Linked DNA regions of Homo sapiens: region 2 is linked to region 1. A link is a loop called in an ENCODE intact Hi-C map of the cell type or tissue named here. Cell type or tissue: CD14-positive monocyte. All regions are shown on one strand. Links, peaks and the distances in the headings refer to the core of each region. The heading gives the core; the rest is flanking DNA.

Region 1 (10,655 bases), core at 3,131-8,130:
CAGCTCATTTTTTAAATTTTTTGTAGAGATGGGTTCTCACTATGTTGCCCAGGCTAGTCTTAAACTCCTGGCCTCAAGTGATCCTCTTGTTTTGGCCTCCCAAAGTGCTGAGGTACAGCTGTGAGCCACCGTGCCTGGCCCAATTTACCTAGACTTAAGAGAGAGAGACATGTTTGGTTTTTTTTACCATGAAAGTGTAGGAGGCACAGGGCAGCCTGAATGTGGGCTGAGTCGACTTGCTCCATGGCCAAATCTGCTTTCTTGAGAAGAGCAGATGGCTCTGGCACATACCTACTTCCTTTTCAGCTTTGAAAATCACAAGAAAGGCTGAGTCAAGTTAGGGTGAAGGCTGCACTGGCTGAATGAAATTCAGAGTTACACTGGGTGAGAAGCCAGTTTCAAAAACGAATGAACAAATGAACAGCAAGATTCATCAAAGAGCCTGTAAAAGAATAGGTCAGAAACAGAAACATTCAGATTAACTGAATCTAGTTAACATACATCTTGCAATTCCACTCCTCACTATACACCCACGAGAAATGAAAACCTATATCCACACAAAACTATGGATGCCTATAGCAGCATTATTCATAATAGCTCAAAAGTGGAAATAACTAGAATGACTAATGAATGGATAAGTGAAATGTGGTATGTCCATACACTGGAATATTATTATTCAGCCTTGAAAGGAATGAAGTACTGATATATAACACGGAAAACCTTGAAAACCTCATGCTAAGTGTAAGAAGTCAGGCACAAAAGACTGCACACTATATGATTCCATTTATATGAAATACCCAGGAAAGGCCATAGAGACAGAAAATAGATTAGTGGCTGCTTAGGACTGGAGGGTTAGGGGAGAATGGGAGAAGACTGGTAATGGGTATGAGGTTTCTTTTATGAAAATGTTCTAAAATTAAATTATGGTGACATTTGTATAACTACATGAATATACTAAAAAGCAATGAATTCTATACTCTAAATGTGTAACTGTATGGCATAGGAATTACATCTCAATACATTTGTTTTTATTTTTAAAGAAAGAAACAGCACGTTTGAAAGGGACCAGTGAAGACATAGCATTGGCGATGGACATTTTGCTCTAACCACTCTCTTCCTGGTGTGGCAATGAGGAAGCCGCACCTCCAACCCCATTTCCTTTCTGGCAATTTTTCCTGCCCACCACCCTCAAACTGATCTTCCTAAAGTCCTGTGTTTCTTGCATCAGAACTGTTACTCACAACTATTGATTCCCACTGCCTCAAGGATTCTTGGTCTCAAACCCACCTTTCCAGCCTGTTTTCCTCCCTGAATCCTCTGTTCCAAGTAGCTTGTCCCCTTACCTTCTGCCAAGCACTCCATGCATTCCTCTTTGCTCACACCATTCACCCAGCTTGGAATACTACCCTCCTATCCTTCACTTTTTCTATCCTTCAAAAGTAAACCAGTACAAAGCCCACCCTTTTCCACTTTTCACTATATGTATATATGTGTGTGTATATATATATATATATACATACACACACATATATGTATATATATTCCCCATGTGGATGTAAGGGTCACACATTTTCTTTTGTGTATATTCTTTTCCCCCTCCCATTACTTGCATGCATTTATTTTGGGGGTACAGTCAGATCTGGGAATATCTATTGTTCTGGGACCCTATTCTGGGGCTTGGTTAGGGATGAGTGGAGCTCCCCAACTCACCACACAATCAAATGATAACTTCCACAACATGAAAGAGCTAGGGATGACTAGAAATTACAGTTTTAAAAAATATTTTTTTCCTATTGTTAAAAGAAATATATTTATGTACAGAACATTGAGAAATAGAGGAGAGTATAAAGAAGAAAATTAAAGCTGTCCTTAAATTTCCCGCCCAATGATAGCCAACATTACCATTTTCTTTTCTTTTCTTTTGAGATGGAGTCTTGCTCTGTTGCCGAGACTGGAGTGACCTTGGCTCACCACAACGTCCATCTCCTGGGTTCAAGCGATTCTCCTGCCTCAGCCTCCCAAGTAACTGGGATCACAGGCATGCGCCACCATGCCCAGCTAATCTTTATATTTTTAGTAGAGACGGGGTTTCATTATGTTGGCCAGGCTGGTCTCAAACTCCTGACCTCGTGATTTGCCCGCCTCGGCCTCCCAAAGTGCTGGGATTACAGGCGTGAGCCACTGCACCTGGCCAACATTACCGTTTTCTTGTATAACATTGTACACGTACACACACACACACACACACACACACACACACACAGTAGCAGTTTTAAAATGCAGAAGCACAGAAATATAATATTTTTCAAAATTGAATTCCACTTGCTCATCAGCTCTCATTTCTGCTGACGGAGGAAAAAACATTGTCTTTGGTCAAATATTCACTCAGATTTAGGGATCTCCTGGTCCTTTTCTCTTGCCTTCATTCTCTTTCTTCGTTTCTTCTTACGCTAACCTATCCTGATTGGTGGAATGATGGTCTTCACAAAGCACACATTTCATCAGGATGTACCCTTCTTCCACCCACTGCTCCCCTCCATGCCCACTCTCCCCGCCAGGTTAAAGACCTTTGCTCTGCAGAAAAAGTACTAATTCCTTAGCAAGCCTCATGCACAGCCTAGCCCTGTGATCTCTCTTGCACCCCATCCCTTGCTACTCTTACTAATGCATTCTGCCCTCTAGCCACCAGAATACTTGCTTTCTTCTGGAGGTAGCAAAGCTTTCAAGCCTTTTGCTCACACTGTTTCTTCTGCATAGAACACCTTTGGCAACTTTCTTCACCAAGCAAATATCTTTTTTAATGTCCAGTTTTAATGTAACCTTCTCTGGGTAGTCTTGACTCACTTATACTGAAATAATCCTTCCCTTAATGTGCTCCCTCAGCACCTTGTGCATAAATACCTCTATTACTGAACTGATTACGCTGTATTAGGATTTGTGGGTATGTCTCCTCCTCTGGAAAGTGAATTTATCCAGGCTTACTCTTACTCATTTTTTTTTTCTTTTCACTCTCCAAAGTGGAATATTACACTCAGAACACTGAAGGTGCTGAAAGATAGTTGAAAATAAAAAGCTATGATATCTCTCAATACAGGCCAGGTGAGGTGGCTCACGGCTGTAATCCCAGCACTTTGGGAGGCCAAGGTGAGTGGATCACTTGAGGTCAGGAGTTTGAGACCAGCCTGACCAACATGGTGAAACCCCGTCTCTACTAAAAAAATTAGCTGGGCGTAGAGGTGCATGCCTATAATCCCAGCTACTTGGGAGGCTGAGGCAGGAGAATTGCTTGAACCTGGGAGGCTGAGGTTGCAGTGAGCCGAGACTGTGCCATTGCCCTCCAGCCTGGGCAACAAGAGCAAAACTGTGTCTCAAAACAAACAAACAAACAAACAAACAAACAAACAAAACCAGCCTGGTCAATGGTTAACATGGCGAAAACCCGTCTCTACTAAAAAATACAAAAATTAGCTGGGCATGGTGACATGTGCCTGTAATCCCAGCTACTCGGGAGGCTGAGGCAGGGAGAATTGCTTGAATCCGGGAGGCAGAGGTAACAGTGGGCTGAGATTGCGCTACTGCACTCCAGCCTGGGCGACAGGGTTAGACTCTGTCTCAAAAAAAAAAAAAAAAAATACACACACACACACACACACACACACACACACACACATATCCCAATACATATGTATTGGTTGATTAAGGAATATGCAGAAAGAAATGTGGGATGCCCAGGTGAGAAAATGTAGACTGTGTTATTTGTTAGCGGAAGCTATTCATAAGCTGGCAATGAAAAGATAACTGTCCGTTTGTGATTCCTCATTGAACTCTGAATCCTCATGTAGATGAGACTGACAAGGGACCTCTATGCACCTTCTAGAGAATGTGCTTTTCAAGTGACTTTTTACATGACTTTTCAAATGGTTACAAGCATTTATGTTAAAATAAAAAAAGTTCAAATCAAATTGATGGAAGAATGGAAAAACAAAATATGGCATATACAAAGGAATATTGTCCAGCCTTAAAAAGGAAGGAAATTCTGATGGATGCTACAACTACGGATGAACCTTGAGACACCATAAACTCGTCACAAAAAGACAGCTAGTACAGCATGTGATTCCATTCATAGCGAGGACCTAGAGTAGTCAAATTTGTAAGTCAGAAAGTATAACGGAGTAGTGGCTTCCAGGGGCCGAGAAAGGGAAAATGGAGAATGACTTTTTAAATGGGTACAGAGTTTCAGTTTTACACAGTGAAAATATTCTGGAGATGGATAGTAAAGATTATTGTACAATAATGTGAATGTACTTAATACCACTGTACACTTAAAAATGGTCAAGTTGGTAAATTTTATATGCTTTTTGGCACAATTTACAACAAAAAATAAAAAAGTAAGAACACACAACCCGTTGTTTTACTTACTATTATTATTATTTTTTGAGACGGGGCCTCGCTCTTGTCAGCCAGGCTGGAGAGCAGTGGTGTGATCATAGCTCACTGCAGCCTGGATCTCTCTGGCTCAAGCCATGCTCCTGCCTCAGCCTCCCAAATAACTGAGACTACAGGCACATGCCACCATGCTTGGCTAATTTTTTTGATGTTTAGTAGAGACGAGGTCTCGCTATGTTGCCAGGGCTGGTCTCAAACTCTTAAGCTCCAGTGATTCTCCCACCTTGGCCTCCCAAAGTGTTGGGATTACAGGTATGAGCCACTGCACCCAGCCCCATTGTTTTGTTTGCTACAGGGGAGAGTCCAGGTTTTGTGGGGCCTGAAGCTTATGGAATTTGGAGTTCCTTTTATAGAAAAAATACAAACAGAAAATTAGGTAAGGAAGCACATATTTATTTGGAATGAGAATAGAAGAAATTGTGTAAGTAAGGGGACCTGAGCATGAATTTCCTTAGCTTTGAGGATAATCTGCTTCTGCTGATCATGAAAATTTTATATTTTATCCTGGTGCTACTGTATGCCTTGCAAATATGACAGCCGGGCTGCACTGCGAAAGGTTGTTACTGTGTGCCCTACAAGGAGGGTTGTAGGATCCGCCACCTGTCTTGTACTCATCAATAGCTAGATGTGGAGTAGATTCAAGTGAATGGAATAACTAGCTTTCTCTTTATTTCCCTGAGACAAGTAATTGAGCCTTCTGTCCAGTCTAGACCCATTTTATCTGTTACCTCACACTGTGTAAATCTTCAGTAAATATAACTGGGCTATTCTTTGTGTGTGAAGTTAATGCATTTATACATGTGCCTTTGGGTGTTTTTCTAGCAGGATTGGTGTGTTTAAATTGCTTGTCAGTCTTTTGGCTCTAGGGTAGGAACAACAAGCACAAACATAAAAATCAAAAAGAATTGCCTTTCAGTAAATGTCCTTTCTGGAGAAAAAGCAGTGCGGGATGGGTAGGATAATTAACAAGCTCCCTCTGGAAGCCAGAGACTTATGCTGTTTGCCTTTGGGACTGATAATGTCTCAAGGTTTATCCATGTTTTAGCTTGTGTCAGAATTTTCTTCCTTGACCAGTGCTGGCCACCATCCCCTTCGTGAGTTCCTGTGGTCATGTCAATGGCTGGATGGTGATGGGGACTGAAGAGCAGAACAACACCCTGGGAGTCAGCTATTACCAGATTGGCTGGATTCACTTTCAGTTGTAAAAAATTCCCTGGCAAATGGACAAAGTCAAAAGTGCAGAAGGGGAATTCTTCCTGGGGAGTTTCTGGGAAGAAAAACATTCATTTTTCCTTACAAAGTCTTAATTGTAGAACTTTCCCCTTCTTCTGACTCATATATAATTGCAATAGCAGATCGGAACTTCAAAATGTTTGTGGGTTACATTTATTCTCAGGCTGTCTTTAAACCACAAGACATAATTTTGAAATATTAAGAACAGTCATGATGTAATTTTTATATTTAACCCCAGAAATGTTATTTGAGAAGAAATAGAGTGGTTGAGGAGTAAAGAACTATTTCAAGCACCAGATTTCTTAAATTATTTCTGGTTTCAGCTACTGTGGGTTGTAAATAAATAAATCCCTCAACTAATGAATAATAGGGCTATAAGACTGGGCTCTAGAAAAGAAATTACGGACTGGGCACGGTGGCTCACGCCTGTAATCCCAGCACTTTGGGAGGCCAAGGCAGGCGGATCATCTGAGGTCAGGAGATCAAGACCAGCTTTGCCAACTTGACGAAACTCCATCTCTACTAAAAAACACAAAAATAAGCTGGGCATGGTCATGGGCGCCTGTAATCCCAGCTACTCTGGAGGCTGAAACAGGAGAATCGCTTGAACCCAGGAGGCAGAGGTTGCAGTGAGCCAAGATTGCACCACTGCACTCCAGCCTGGGCAACAGAGCAAAACTCCGTCTCAAAAAAAACAAAAACAAAAACAAAAACAAAAACTGAAAAGAAATTACGGCTTCACCCAGTTATAGAAGCAATGAAGCCATGTGTGTACATTGGAGGAACAGCTTTTTGTTTTTTTTTTGTTTGTTTGTTTGTTTTTTGAGACAGAGTCTCGCTCTGTCACCCTGGCTGGAGTGCAGTGGCATGATTTTGGCTCACTGCAACCTCTGCCTCCTGGGTTCAAGCAATTCTCCTGTCTCAAGCCTCCCTAGTAGCTGGAATTACAGGTGCCCACCACCACGCCCAGCTGATTTTTTGTATTTTTAGTAGAGACAGGGTTTCACTATGTTGGCCAGGCTGGTCTTGAACTCCTGACCTCGTGATCTGCCTGCCTTGGCCTCCCAAAGTGCTGGGATTACAGGTGTGAGCCATTGCACCCACCTGAGATGAAGTTTTGCCATGTTAGCCAGGCTGGTCTTGAACCCCTGGCCTCAAGTGATCTGCCCGCCTTAGCCTCCCAAAGTGCTAGGAGTACAGGTGTGAACCACCTTGCCCGGTCACAGAAACATTTTTATCTACAGAAAAGAATGAAAACAACAACAACAACAAAGAAAAATGTTCTGTGATTCTACTACCCAGAAATAATCTCTGTAAACTTTTAGGTTAATGTTTATGTGTATTTACGTTCAGTGTCTGACATAGATAATAATTTTTACATAAAAACATATAATTTGAAAATTTAGAGAATATGCCAAATAGTAGACCCTCTGCATTCAAAAATGTAACATTCAGAGGTGTGAATATTTTTAGCAATGTGGAAGGTCTGTGACATGTAGAAACACAGTTTTGCTGACAGGCTGGTGGGCAGGACTGAGTCACCTGGCTGGTGAGTCAGGTAGTGGCTGCCATCTCAGTTTGGCTTTGCTGAATTCTAGCTGCCATCTCAATTTGGCTTTGCTGAATTCTAGAGGGGAAGAACTCTAATTGATGATTTGTGACCAAGTGTGCTTAGTGCCTCCCAACATTCCTTCTTCCCTTCTTCATTGGTATGACATGTTGTTGCCCAACTGAAAAAATACATTCCTAAATTCTTTTGTAGGTAAATATGTGACTTAATTTTGGCCGATGAGACCTAAACAGAAGTATCACAGCTCCTGGAGAAATGTTCTTTTTCCATTTCTTCTGGGTGGAATATAGTTGCAATAGCTGGAGCTCAGCGCCCACCTTGGATCTTGAGGATGAGCATATAACATAGGGAGGGCCGACTGTGAGCTGAAAGGATACTGGTCCCTGACAATTTTGTGGAGCCACCATACCAGTCCTGGGATGCCTATTCCTAGATTTCTTTTACATGAAAGAGAAATACATTTCTATCTTATTTAAGCCACTGTAAAAAAATTTTGTTTTGGTCCTTATATTTAGCTAAACTTAATCCTAACTAATATAGGCTTGCTTGTGCTATCATCTATCTAACGTGGGAAGTTGTTGACTCACCTGTGGGAAAACTAGGGCAAAGTGATGTCATTGTGGAAGATGGAGCCAGGAGGCATCCTGGCCTTGGTTTAATGTGTATTCATGTCTGTTCTTGCCATGTGCTGTCTTCTAAGACTGAGGTCCTGTGGACACCTGTAAGCACAGCTCTAAAGCTGGGCCTTACTCTGTGTCATTAGGGTGGGTTGAGATTGGGGTGAAATCCTCCTGCCTCATGGGGAAGGCCTGTATTGGCCAGGAGGAGTAGCAGTGAAGGACAACTAGAAGAGGAAGGAATCCACACAGGTATTTCCTCTAAGGTAGCTGTTTTTAAAGTATGTCTGGGGACACTTGGGATTCCCCAAGACTCCTTCACAGAGACCATTGGGTCAAAATTATTTTCTTTCTTTTTTTTTTTTTTTTGAGACAGAGTCTCACTCTATCACCCAGGCTGGAGTGCATTGGTGCAATCTCAGCTCATTGCAACCTCCACCACCCAGGTTCAAGTGATTAGCCTGCCTCAGCCTCCTGAGTAGCTGGGATTACAGACACGTGCCACCACTCCCAGCTAATTTTTGTATTTTTAGTAGAGACGGGGTTTTGCCATGTTGGCCAGGCTGGTCTCAAACTCCTGACCTTAAGTGATCTACCTGCCTCAGCCTCCCAAGGTGCTGAAATTACGGGTGTGAGCCACCGTGCCTGGCCAAAATTATTTTTGTAATAATACTAACACATTACTTACCTTCCCCCAAAATTTTGAGAACTGCTATTCTACTTCTACCTTAAAAAGAGGTCATTTCAAACACACTGACACACACCACCTGCTAAGAACAGCAGCTGAAGATAGTTGTTACATCAGCAGGTTGGGAATGATTCTGTCTAATGACTCTCTTACTAGGCTCTGTAATCCCTGGGGAAGGAGGAACCAAGAACCTGAAGGGAAGGGGAAAGAGTTCCAAACCTGGGGAGGTAGATGTTATGGGCTGAATTTTGCCCCCACCAAATTCATATATTGAATTCCTAATCTCTAGTACATTAGAATGTGACTTTATTTAGAGATAGGGCCTTTAAAAAGGTAATTAAGTTAAAATGAGATTATTAGGGTGGGCCCCAGTTCAGTATGACCAGTGTCCTTATAAGAGATTAGAGGGCCAGGTGCAGTGGCTCACGGGCTGGGCACAGTGGCTCATACCTGTAATCCCAGCACTTTGGGAGGCCAAAGTGGGCAGATCACGAGGTCAGGAGTTTGAGACCAGCCTGGCCAGCATGGTGAAACCCCATCTCTATTAAAAATACAAAAAAAATTTAGCCGGGCATGGTGGCACACGCCTGTAGTCCCAGCTAGTCAGGAGGCTGAGGCAGGAGAATTGTTTGAACCTGGCAGGCGGAGGTTGCAGTGAGCCGAGATTGCGCCACTGCACTCCAGCCTGGGCGACAGAGCGAGACTCCATCTCAAAAAAAAAAAAAAAAAAAAAAAGAGATTAGGGCACAGACGTATATATAGAGAGAACAATGTGAAGACACGGGGAGAGGGCCGCTGTCTGGAAGCCAAGGAGAGAGGCTCAGAAGAAACCAGCCCTGCTGACGCGTTGATCTTGGACTTCTAGCATGCAGCCTGTGGCATTTTGTTATGGCAGCACTAGAAAGTATGGTGGTTTTTTCCCTAACACCCTGCAGAGAGCTGGAGGGGAGAGGAAGAAGGTAGGTCTGCTCGTTAGAGAATTTTTCCACTTTCTATGGCTTTCCACCCACTCTGGCTGTTTTACTTGAGTGACTCTGATGGCTGCGACTCCTTATTTGGAATATTTACATTATCAGTTCCCTAGGGTTTGAAAAAAGTTCTGTAAAGTTAAATGGAGAAACTTTAAAGCAGTCATTTAAAGTGAGTGAATAGGGCCCTAAGAGGGAATCTTCTCCAACTCCTTCATTTTACAGACGCCAGGTGTGGTTGCTCCAGGCTGCAGCCAGGGTAGCTGGCTAGAGTATTGCTTCCCAGTGACGAAGTGCGCAGAGCCCCTGCCCTCGGGTGCTTCCCACCTATCTGGATGTTTGTAAGGCTTTGTAGGCCAAAGGATGGCTATGTCTAGGGTAGGAGAGGAAGCAAGAACCCTAGGTGTACTTTTTTCTGTCTGTCCCCTCTTTTCTTCTCACATTCCCTCCAGATTAGAAGAAGTGAGCTCCTTTATGTCTTATCCTTTCCTACAAGAAGCATCACAGCTGAGTTTGGGTGATCAACTATTCCAGTTTGCCCAGGACTGAGCTCAGTGCTAAAACTGAATAGTCCTGGCTGGGCACGGTGGCTCATGCCTATAATTCCAGCACTTTGGGAGGCCAAGGCGGGCGGATCATGAGGTCAGGGGTTTGAGACCAGCCTGGCCAACATGGTGAAACCCCGTCTCTACTAAAAATACAAAAATTAGCTGGGTGTGGTGGCACATGCCTGTAGTCCCAGCTACTCAGGAGGCTGAGGCAGGAGAATCGCTTGAACCTGGGAGGTGGAGGTTGCAGTGAGCCCAGACTGTGGCATTGCACTCCAGCATGGCCAACAAAGCAAGACTCCATCTCAAACAAAACAAAACAAGCAAGAAAACTGAACAGTCCTGGGCAAACTGGGACAAAGTTGTCACCCTAGGCCTAGCTATCCTAACCCAGTGGGTTTTATTCTTCATACATTGAGAGGAACTCTGTGAAATGAGTCTGGTCCTGTGGACTTGGTTTTATGTGATGCTATAGACATTTAGGAAATCTCTTCAGCTCAGCAGAGCTCAGATAGGGGAATTACTATTTCTCTAAGGGGCATTTGGGGAAGATTGTGAGTGCTGTTTATTGCAACCATAACTGGA
Region 2 (10,655 bases), core at 2,974-7,973, 560 kb after region 1:
CCAGCTCCTTCTCTTTCTTTTTATCGGGAGCCGGTCCATTCTCCTTGGCTCCTCATGTTCTCCTGGTCCAGCATTGCCTGCAACTGGCTGTCTGACCAAATCACTATTAGAGTCTGCTTGCCCACAGATGCCACCAGTATCCTCCACCTGAGCCTCCTTTTAAGGTTTCCTTCGTGGCTCCTGTCTTAATCAGTTGGGGGTGTTGTAACAAACCACCATAGACATAGACTGAGTGGACTATAAACAACATAGATTTGTTTCCCACAGTTCTGGAGGCTGGAAGCCCAAGATCAGGGTGCCAGCACAGTCAGGCTTTCATGAGGGCCCTCCTCCAGTTTGCCAATTTCTTTCCGCACCATTACATAGAAGAAAGGGATGAAGAAATTTTCAGGGTCCCTTTTACAAAGACATCCCATTTATGACTCCTCCACTCATGACCTAATCACCTCCCAAAGGCCCCACCTCCTAATACCTCCGAATACCATCCCACTGGGGGTTAAGATTTCAACATGTGAATTTTGAGGGGAAACACTCAGTTTATAACAGTCCCCCTCTACTGTCTTCTTTGGATTATATCTCAATTGATTCTTATTTTGAGAAAAGGGGTGTTATTTTTGGGCTCCCATGAACCTACAACACATGTGTTGTCTTTTCTTGCTGTGTCTTTTCCTTTCTTTTTATCTTTTAAATATTCATCTCAGGCATCATTCCGTCTTGGTTTTCCTCCTTTCTTCTTCTGTGGAATCACATGCATACTTCTCCATAGCTTATTTTCTTGTCTCTCCCCCACTAAACTGCAAGCTTCTTGGGTGCAGAGACTGATTGGTTCATCTTTGTCTTCCCAGTGCCTATCACACACAGAACCTGGCATACGGTAGGTATTGGATAAAGGTATTTGGAATGGAGTAATGAATTATGAGAAGATCTAATAGCTAAGATCAATTTTTAATCCACCAATATTGAATTATAACAGTTAAGTCTTATAGTCACAAACAAAATCCATGAGTGTGTTTTCTTTTTCAGAAACTGTTCATTTTCCATGCTGCTATCTTACACCACTTTATATACATCATAATTATGAAGATACACCCCCAAGGGTTTTGTTCTGAAATTATTCAACCCCCAACTCCAAATGCCCTAGCAGTATGTAAGTATTGGCACCAATGTTTCCTTCCTAATGTTATTATTTTGATTGATATATCCAGTAAATATAGAGATGAGTGTGAATATGTGTATGCACCTTGGGAATGGAAGTTTGTAGTTGGAGCTTAGCAGCAGAACGCTGGGGATGAGGAGCTGAAAATCTGATATATATTTTGTGGCCCTGGCTGCAAATAAATCCTGAGGCCTACACTAATAAAGTGGCTCATTTGAAGTCAGTGATTTTGAGATGAGGGGCACAGTAGCAACCAGTGATTGACTCGGCAGGCAGCAGATCAGGTCTTAAATCAAAGGGCAGCTTTCATCCTTGTTTCCGATGGACACAGGCACCTGCCATTCATCAGCTGCTTTATTCCCACCTTGCACATGATTGACACCTATTTACTGTCCAGTTTAGTATCTTTTCATGTGTGTCAATCCTATCCTCCTAAATGGGTTGTAAGCCCCTCTGGAGCAGTGTGACAACAGGGATACACTTCTTTGCAAATTTGTAAGTCTGTTGCACAGTGCCTTGTATATACTTGATGCTCACAGAAGGTTTTTGTGATTGATTCTTTGTAACACTAACAGCAAACATAACTTTCAACATGTAAAAAATGAAAATAGTTACAAATCTGTGTCTTTAATCTCTTAAAGGTAATGGAAACCTTTAACTGTTTGATCCTCTCATTGTCTCTCCTTTACTTCCCCTTTTATGACAAAACAAAGCAGATTTTTTTCTGCTAATTTACTTAAGTAAAGGGTTATTGTAGCTGAAGATGAAATAGTTGGAATCCTGGAATGTTTTAGTGACTCCCAGGTTCAGATCGGTAAATAATGTGGCATTGCTGAGTTCTGGGAGAAAACAAATGTTTTAGCTTCAAAAACTATCTGTTAAACAGAGACAGGTGTATCATGTTTACAAGGAATGTGACATTATAAACTCAGTCAAAACAGCCCATCCATATGTGCAGTGATCTGTATCCATGATCTCAGAGAACCCTGTCACAGGTTTTATGGGTAATTTTTGTTTGGGAGCATTTAGACACCTTGGCAGCCAACTGGAATGTGGCCAGTATCAGTAACAACACACAGTTGAAGAACCATTATCTAATCAACTCCCATCAAACCAGTCAGTGGTAAAACAGTGCTTCTCTGAAACACTTTTTACAGATAACATTTTGGTTGTTAAATTTATGAAGTGTAAAATTATATAACTTCTTTTTTGAAAAAGTAAAGGCTGTATTTTCATACACACATCCACCCACAAACACAGTTCAGCAGTGGAAGTACTAATAAAGTCATTGACAAAAATAAATTACATAAATTGTATTTAGCAATTTTCAACATTCACTGAGAAAGTCCACGCAGGGGGCATGGCCTTGCCAATTATGAAAAATGTTATCCTGAATAATCAGCAGAGTGTGTTGACAAAAATGTCAGCATGAGCAGAGGCAGTGTACTTCATCTACTGGCCTGTAAGATACACCTTTTTGAACCCAAGGTTTTGCTAATTTAACCTGTTTTCATCTTACAGGCACATTGTATATTCTTACTATAAATTTGGTAAAGGTAGTCCTTGTCTTAAAAGAAACTGTTTCTATTCTACTTCATGGTGTATATCATGGGAAAATGTTACTGCATCAATCACTTTGTTGGGAGATTGGTTGCTGTCTTTCTTCTGTGCTTCAGACATTAGGTGCCTCCCCCCAAAGAATAAAGAAATGCCCACAATTTACTTGAATCCCCTACTAGAAGAGCATTGGGATCACCTAGATTATAGATCTCTGTTTCTACCAGGATAAAATTGAATTTCCTGGGTCCTTTCTGTTCTCAGACTGGATTCAAGGTATGGGGAACCCTAGCCCTCCAGTACACACACACCTGAGCTTGCACAGATGGGCATGTTGGCCATTAGCTGCTCCACTAACCTGCAATTACTTGGGCTACTTTGAATATACACCCAGGAGAAATTACAGAAGTGAAGGTGTGATGGCATATTGGACACTTCTTATTGGAGAGTGCCATTATTTTAGTTTCCAAATGTCAATTTTTGGTTTAATAAATTTCAGAATCAAAAAGATTTTTGAGATACATGATTTTAATTGCTCTTTTAGTCATTCTTCTGAAAGTACTTGCTCAATGGTCACAAGCTGCCACCTAACACACGTCCAAAACCACTTCCTAAACGGGAAGACCCCTTTTCTCACTTTGAAGCAGTTGGCCCTGACTGCTGACCTGTTCTATCTGTCCCATGCCTCCCATGGGCATCTCTGCTTTTTCTCTCTTTCCTTTGCTAGCTTCTTTTTTTTCCTTTATTTCTTTAAATGCAGGAGCTTCCTAAATTGTGTCTTTACTCTTTTCTTTCTTGGTGTTCACTGGTAATCTCATCCTCTCACATGGCTCCAATTATGGTTTGTGTGAAATAGCTCTCAAGTTTATATCCTCCCTCCTGAATTACTGGAGCACACTCCCACGGTGCTTGTGTGTTTTGTATGTATCATACTTCACTCAACATTTTGAAGTTCCTTAAAATTGTCTTCTCACTCTCGTTTCCTCCTTCTTGTTAACTGCAGCATCACTATTATGGTCAGATGGAATCCAAATTTCAAACTTTGTCTTGACTCTCCTTTTGCCTCAAGATCTAAAGATTCATCAGATTATGTCATTTCCTTCTTACTGATGTGTCTTAGATCCTCTTAGATCCCCTCCTTTCTCATTGTCAACCCTCAGTTCATGTTTTTATTGTCTTCTTCTCAGGAAGTTAATACAACGTTTTAACAGGAATCTAAGTCTCTTTTTGGACTTCAATTCATCTCATAAAATACTTTCAGACTTATTTTTGTGAAAATGATTTTTTTCACTATCACTTCACTGTTTTAACAGTCATCTGTTTCACTCACTAAATATTTATTGAGTAGAACTACATATGACTAAGGAATCCCTTTGTTGGATATGTACCTAAAGAAAATGAAATCAATAGCTCATAGAGATATCTGTGCTGCCATGTTTACAGCAGTATTATTCACAATAGCCAAGGTATGGAAACAACCTGTGTCTGTTGCTGAATAATGGATAAAAATTGGATAAAAATGCTGTGATATACACACAGAGAAGAGTATTTTTCAGCCTTAGAAAAGGACATACTGACAACAATGATGAACCTGGAGAACATTATGCTGAGTGAAGTAAGCCAGACACAGAAAGACAAATATAGCATGATCTCACTTATATGTGGAATCTTAAAAAGAAAAAAATCAAATACATAGAAACAGTAGAATAGTGTTTACCAGGAGTAGGGAAGGAAAGAAAATAGGGAGATGTAGTTCAAAGGATAAAAACTTGTTGTTATGTAGGTTGAATAAGTTTAGAGTGCTAATGTGCTGCAGGAGGACTATAGTTAATAATATTGCATTAAAAATTTGTTAATAGAATATATTTTGCATGCTCTTGACACACACACACACACACACACACACAGACATGAATTAACTATGGAAGGTGATGTAAAATTTGCTTACTTGTAATCATTTCACTATGTATATGAAAACATCATGTTATTTACCTGAAATATATACAATAAAAATATGTATTGAGTTTGTACTATGTGCTTGGGACTTGTATAAATTCTGGTGTGCAAATGTCAAACATGATCTTATCTTCAAGGAATTCCTAAACAGGTAACCAATAACTGTAATACACAGTGATTTGTATAATGATAGAAGTATTTTCCTACCTCTAAGTAGCTGCTTAGCATTCCTTTCCTCTTTATACGATACAATTTCTTGCCATTTTAAAGACCTAGATAAAATACTATCTACATTATGGTGTTTTTCCTTGTCTCTCTGATCATATTTCCTTCATTTGAAGTACTATATAATTTATTCTCTGAGTCATTTATTTGGAAATTAATCACCTGCTAGTTTGTCATTTCTTCTGATGTCAATTTTAACTGTAATTTAATGTTTAATATTTTGTCTTGTATTCTCATTTAGGTTGTCCATGTTCCAAGATTAGTGATTAGGTCTTAAGCTTCTTTATAGTCTCCCCTAACATTTATACTACATTGCTATTAGGTATTCAAATGAAAACACGTTTCAGATGATAAGAAATATTAAGTACATTTTACTGGGTAAGTTAATATCTTCTTTTCTACCCTGATTTAACTCCAATACTGACATAAAATGGTTTGAAGTATTTTTATACACAAATTTTTAAACAATCAAGTTTATTTTTAAGTGGGCATTTTCAACCTTCTATCCCATTCAGACTTGTCCTTGCAATTTTTAAGTCCCATCTCTTCTAACAGTTCCCACAAGAATTATTGTTAAAAATGAAATTCAGTGTAGTCTCCTGAGAGATGAAATATGTCCTTCAAAATAATTTCACCACAATACATTTTCTGACTCAGGAGATTTTGATTTTTGTCAACTTGGTCTCAAGGCAAACCTTGAATATTATATAAAGAAATGAAATGCAATGCTAATGGTACAGAGACTGCAAATTCCATTAGATAATATTCTCTATTTATGTGGAATAATGAACTAATTCAAGATTTTAATATACTAAATTATTAAAAATTAAATTACGACAGTGATTGCATCATTTCTGATTGCTGCTATAATAACCACAGACTTAGTGGCTTCAAAGAGCAGAAATTTATGTGTATTTACAGCTTCACAGATCAGAAGTTCAACGTGAGTCTCTCAGAGCTAAAATCAAAGCATCTGAAGGCTACTTTCTTCCTGCAGAACCTAGAGGAGATTTTATTTTCTTGCCTTTTCCAGCTTTTAGAGACCACTGGCATCCCTGGCCCCTTCCTCCAGCTTCAAAACCAGCAACGGTGGGGGCCAAGTGAATCCTCCAGTCCCAGTCCAGTTTTTGGATGACTCAGTCCTGGCTGACATCTAGATTGACGTTGGCATTGTGACTCAGGACTCTGAGTTACAGTGTGGGATACTTTGTTACACAGCAATAGATAACTAATCATCATCTGATCCACCACTAAGTCTGTGGTTATTTGTTATAACAGCAACAGGAAACTGTAATCACTGCAATAACTTAATTTTTTAAATACTTTAGTATATTAAAATCTTGAATTAGTTCATTATTCCACATAAACAGAATATTATCCAAAGGAATTTGCCATCCCTATATCATCATCATTGCATTTTATTTCTTTACATTAACACTCATTGTTTGCCTTGAGACCAAACTGACAAAAATCAAAATCCCCTGAGTTGGAAAATGTATTGTGGTGAAATTATTTTGAAGGACATATTTCATCTCTCAGGAGACTACACTGAATTTCACTTTTGACATGTGTTCTGAGTGTCACTAATTCAATTAGATGCACTTTTAAACAGTAATTCCTTGTTCTAATAACATTAAGGAACACTATATACTCTATGCCTACTCTTGGATAATTAAAATATACATTAGTAGGAAATAAACTTTCACAATATTTAACTCAATGTGAAGTACATTAATTTGACTGTGGGTCACCCCCTGCTACTACCTCCCTTGCCACCTATTTTCAAGTAGAATCTACTAACACCCTTTAGGGTACCTTTTGCAAAATTTTGGCTTACTCTAATTTTCCTATACTTTTTAAAATAAGAAATTGAATGGTAGAGAAGTTGTAGCTTTCTCAAAGTCTTTTGATTTAGGCAGCAAAAATGAGTTTAGAGCATAACAAAACTAGAACTCAGGCCTCCTGGTTCCTGTGTCCTTCACCTCTGCTGATCAAAGTTTGCTTTAGGGGAATACATGAGCAGATGCTTAATAGCATCAAGAAGCAAGGCCTGAGATATCATCTCACGCCAATCAGAATAGCGATTATTAAAAAGCCATGAACAACAAATGCTGGCGAGGTTGTGGAGGAATAGAAACACTTTTACACTGTTGGTGGAATGTAAATTATTTACACTGTTGGTGAAATGTAAATTATTTCAACCATTGTGCAAGACAGTGTGATGATTCCTCAAAGATTTAGAACTGGAGATACCATTTGGCCCAGCAATCCCATTACTGGGTATATACCCAAAGGAATATAAATCATTCTGTTACAAAGATACATGCATGCATATGTTCACTGGAGCAATATTCACAATAGCGATGATATGGAATTAACCCAAATGCCCATCAATGATAGACTGTATAAGGAAAATGTGGCACATATACACCATGGAATACTATGCAGCCATAAAACAAGTTCATGTCCTTTGCAAGGACATGGATGAAGCTGGAAGCCATTATCCTCAGCAAATTAATGCAGGAACAGAAAACCAAAGAGCGCATGTTCTCACTTATAAGTGGGAACAGAACAATGAGAACACATGGACACAGGGAGGGGAACAACACACACTGGGGCCTATTGGGGGAGGATGGGGGTGGGGATAGCATTAGGAAAAAGAGCTAATGCATACTTGGCTTAATACCTAGGTGATGGGTTGATAGGTGCAGCAAACCACCGTGGTACACATTTACTTATGTAATAAACCTGCACATCCTGCACATGTACCCCGGGACTCAAAAAATAAAATAAGAAGCAATGCCTGTTTCCCGTTGACTCACTTCTCCTGCCCTCTCATTATACCAAGACCTCAAACTCAGCCATCAGAGTGTTTGTAATGGAAGCTTCAGTACAAGTAAAAATGTCATTAGGAGGAAAAACACTTTATTCTGTTAACAATTGCTTGCAATTTAGGATGAATTAAGTATTTACGGTTTTGATAGCCGGGTGTGGTGGCCCACGCCTGTAATCCCAGCACTTTAGGAGGCTGAGGTGGGTGGATCATTTGAGGTCAGGAGTTTGAGGCCAGCCTGGCCAATATGGTGAAACCCCGTCTCTACTAAAAATAAATAAATAATTAATTAATTAGCCAGGTGGTAGTGGTGCGTGCCTGTAATCCCAGCTACTCAGGAGGCTGAGGCAGGAGAATTGCTTGAGCCTGGGAGGAGGAGGTTGCGGTGAGCTGAGATCGGGCCACTGTGCTCCAGTCTGGGCAACAGAGTCTCAAAAAAAAGAAAACGAAAAGTTATGGGAAAATATGTAATAACTGAGGATCCTAGGTCACTGAAGAGGAGTATAGTGCTTCCCTGGACTCTGTTTTTTTAGAGGTCCTACTTTTACTTTCTCTGGCCACACCATCCCTGTGGGGTGAGACTTGTGCAGGGGCCAATAGAACTTTTCCACCTAGAGCCCACATTTCCCCTTTAGACCATATTTCAGCTACCAGAGAGCCCAGAGTTGCCCTGCGAAAGGGCCTTGCCCCTGTTCCTCATATGCGGGCAAATATCTTCTCTGGGACCACTTTTCGAAGGCAGACCATGCCACGGCATCCATGCAGTGGACCCAAAGGGTGGCCAAGGGATGATGGCTGTTTTTGTGGGGTGTACACAAATTCCCAGGCCCCTCATAGTATAAGCTGAAGCCGAAGTTCCAAAAAGAAGGTGAATGTCTTGAAAGCGGGGAACTGGTTTTCCTAGAGCCTCAATATTTAGGCACAAAGCACTGAGTCTGCATATTCTGAATTAGAACCCGCCCTGTCAAGTTGTTATGAAACTGTATTTATCAAGGTAAGTGGATACAGCATATTTTATTTAGTAGTTTTTAGCTGGATTTATACCTTTCAACTATTTAGACATGTGGTATGTGGGCTTCCGTTTGTGTACTTGTCCCTGCTGTGCGGTTTTCCCGGTGGGCTGGCAAAGGGTATGTTTTGTGTGTATACGTATGCACACATTTGTTGAAGAGGCACACAGTGATAACAGGAGTGGAGGGGGTGGGGATGTAAGACAAATCAATTTTCCAGCATTGCTCCTGGACCTGTCATTCCTTGTCGTCAAAATAAAATCGATTCTTAGGTACATGAGATAAATTTTAGACATTACATGTGGTAAGTATTTATTAGGTAATTTCTAGAACAATTTAAAAATATTTGCTGCCTCTACATGGTACGTTCATCAGCAGTTAAATTCCTTGATTGAAATTCTCAGTTCAGCTAGATTCCGAGGAACCCAAATGTTGACATATTTCAGTTATTGACAATCTCCTTTGTCCGAATTCTTTTAGCCCAGTGTTCATAAAGGGTGATTACAGTATCAGCAGTACCAGCCACCTGGGAACTTGTTGGAAAACAAAATCTGGAAAGCCAGTCCCCTATCCCTAAGCCTAACCTAAAACCCCTAAGGTGGGCAGATTCAGAAGTCCAATTAAGCAGCTCTCCATGTGATTCTGAAGCTTGGCTGCAGGTAAGAGTTGGGAACCAGCACCTTGGCCTATACTGACTTCTTGATAAAGTTGATTAGAGGCAAATATGGCTGAAAGTTTTCTTTGTTCCTGGCTATATTGGTTCAACAGACCCAAATACACACCATTGGGAAAAACAGCATAATTTTATAATTGAAATACAGAGAGCTTTCACTTTAAGTATTTTTTTTTTTTAGAAGGAATGAATGCACTATTGTATTTTAGATATTGCAGCAATTGCTAGATTTTGTCTGCTTGGCGCTTTTGCTAATGCTTGCTCTCTTTTGGATCTCCTTATTTTTGTATTTACCAGTGGTTTCAAGTTGCGGTTTTGGATATTGTTGTTTTCCAGGTTCAAAACCTGAGACGTGCTTCATTAAGTTTTGAAATGCTATACAACAGAATCAATAAGTTAAGTTGAAACTGAACTTCAGAGTTGGAGAGTAGAAAAAGAAGAATACCACTATTTCTCCACATGTAATTTAACCTCCATAAGGAAAACAAATCTGTTGCTTGTTTTTTTTTTTTTACAGTTTCCTTAAATTCTCTGATCACAGTATTAGTGAGCAAACCCACTCTGATATTCACTGTAATTGAATAATAATAAAAAAAGCAGTGTTTTTATCTAGCAGCATAAAAAGAAGATGCAAAATAAATTGTACTGATTTCTGAACTTCCAGTGAGGGTTAATATTTATTTACTAATTGACATTTAATATAATTTTACTTTGTATTTACTTAGAAATAAAGTGAATTGATGTAAAACAGAGAGGAAAGCAAGAGAGGATTGAATATAGAAGTGCTCCAGGATCAAAGCTGATGTATCATGGGACAACTTTTATAACTTAGTCATTGGTCATCTTTCTGTCTTTATTAATCCACTGTTTCAATATGAACACTGTAGCCAGTGAGACTGCTTCAAATGAATGTGAAATAAAGCTGAACCTCATCTGCTGAAACTTGTGCAGCCTTCTTGTAGGCCTAGTCCTTGCTAACCTGTGAAACCACCTCTATTGTTAGCCATCGTTTTTTGTATGTTTGGTTTTTTTAAAGGACTCACGTATTTGATAGGTAGAATTAGAATATGATTTGCACCTATTGACTTCTTATTTATAATTATTCTTCCTCATTTCTGGGGTCTATGTTTTGTCCCTACAAATTTACATTAAGCTTTTTAAGATCCAGGGTCTTTATTTCATTTGCATTTCTACCAGTACCTAATAGTTTTCTACTCTTAGTGAAAACTAAATAAATTATATGAA

The links. A loop is a pair of places that touch in the nucleus more often than their neighbours do. Peaks named below come from ENCODE experiments on the same cell type or tissue, not always from the same donor. Only the 100,000 strongest peaks of a DNase experiment are listed, where the experiment ranks them.
Region 2: it touches region 1 in a loop (4-fold over the local background); 1 of 110 quality-filtered maps calls a loop at or near these places.

Annotation. Positions count from the first base shown.
Region 1 is chr4:138,949,211-138,959,865 of GRCh38, reverse strand. All of the region lies in intron 2 of LOC105377448 (a long non-coding RNA gene), which reads left to right. Among named protein-coding and RNA genes, the nearest start is that of NOCT, 61 kb to the left of the region's middle. In CD14-positive monocyte, for the core only: no CTCF peak of the experiment used is centred there; DNase peaks (open chromatin) are centred at 5,715 and 7,215; H3K4me3 peaks cover 1,012 bases; H3K27ac peaks cover 1,298 bases.
Region 2 is chr4:138,385,917-138,396,571 of GRCh38, reverse strand. The region is part of intron 2 of LINC00499 (long intergenic non-protein coding RNA 499); the gene reads right to left. Among named protein-coding and RNA genes, the nearest start is that of LINC00498, 79 kb to the right of the region's middle. RefSeq lists an enhancer at 3,823-3,902. In CD14-positive monocyte, for the core only: no CTCF peak of the experiment used is centred there; DNase peaks (open chromatin) are centred at 3,331, 3,721 and 6,061; H3K27ac peaks cover 1,479 bases.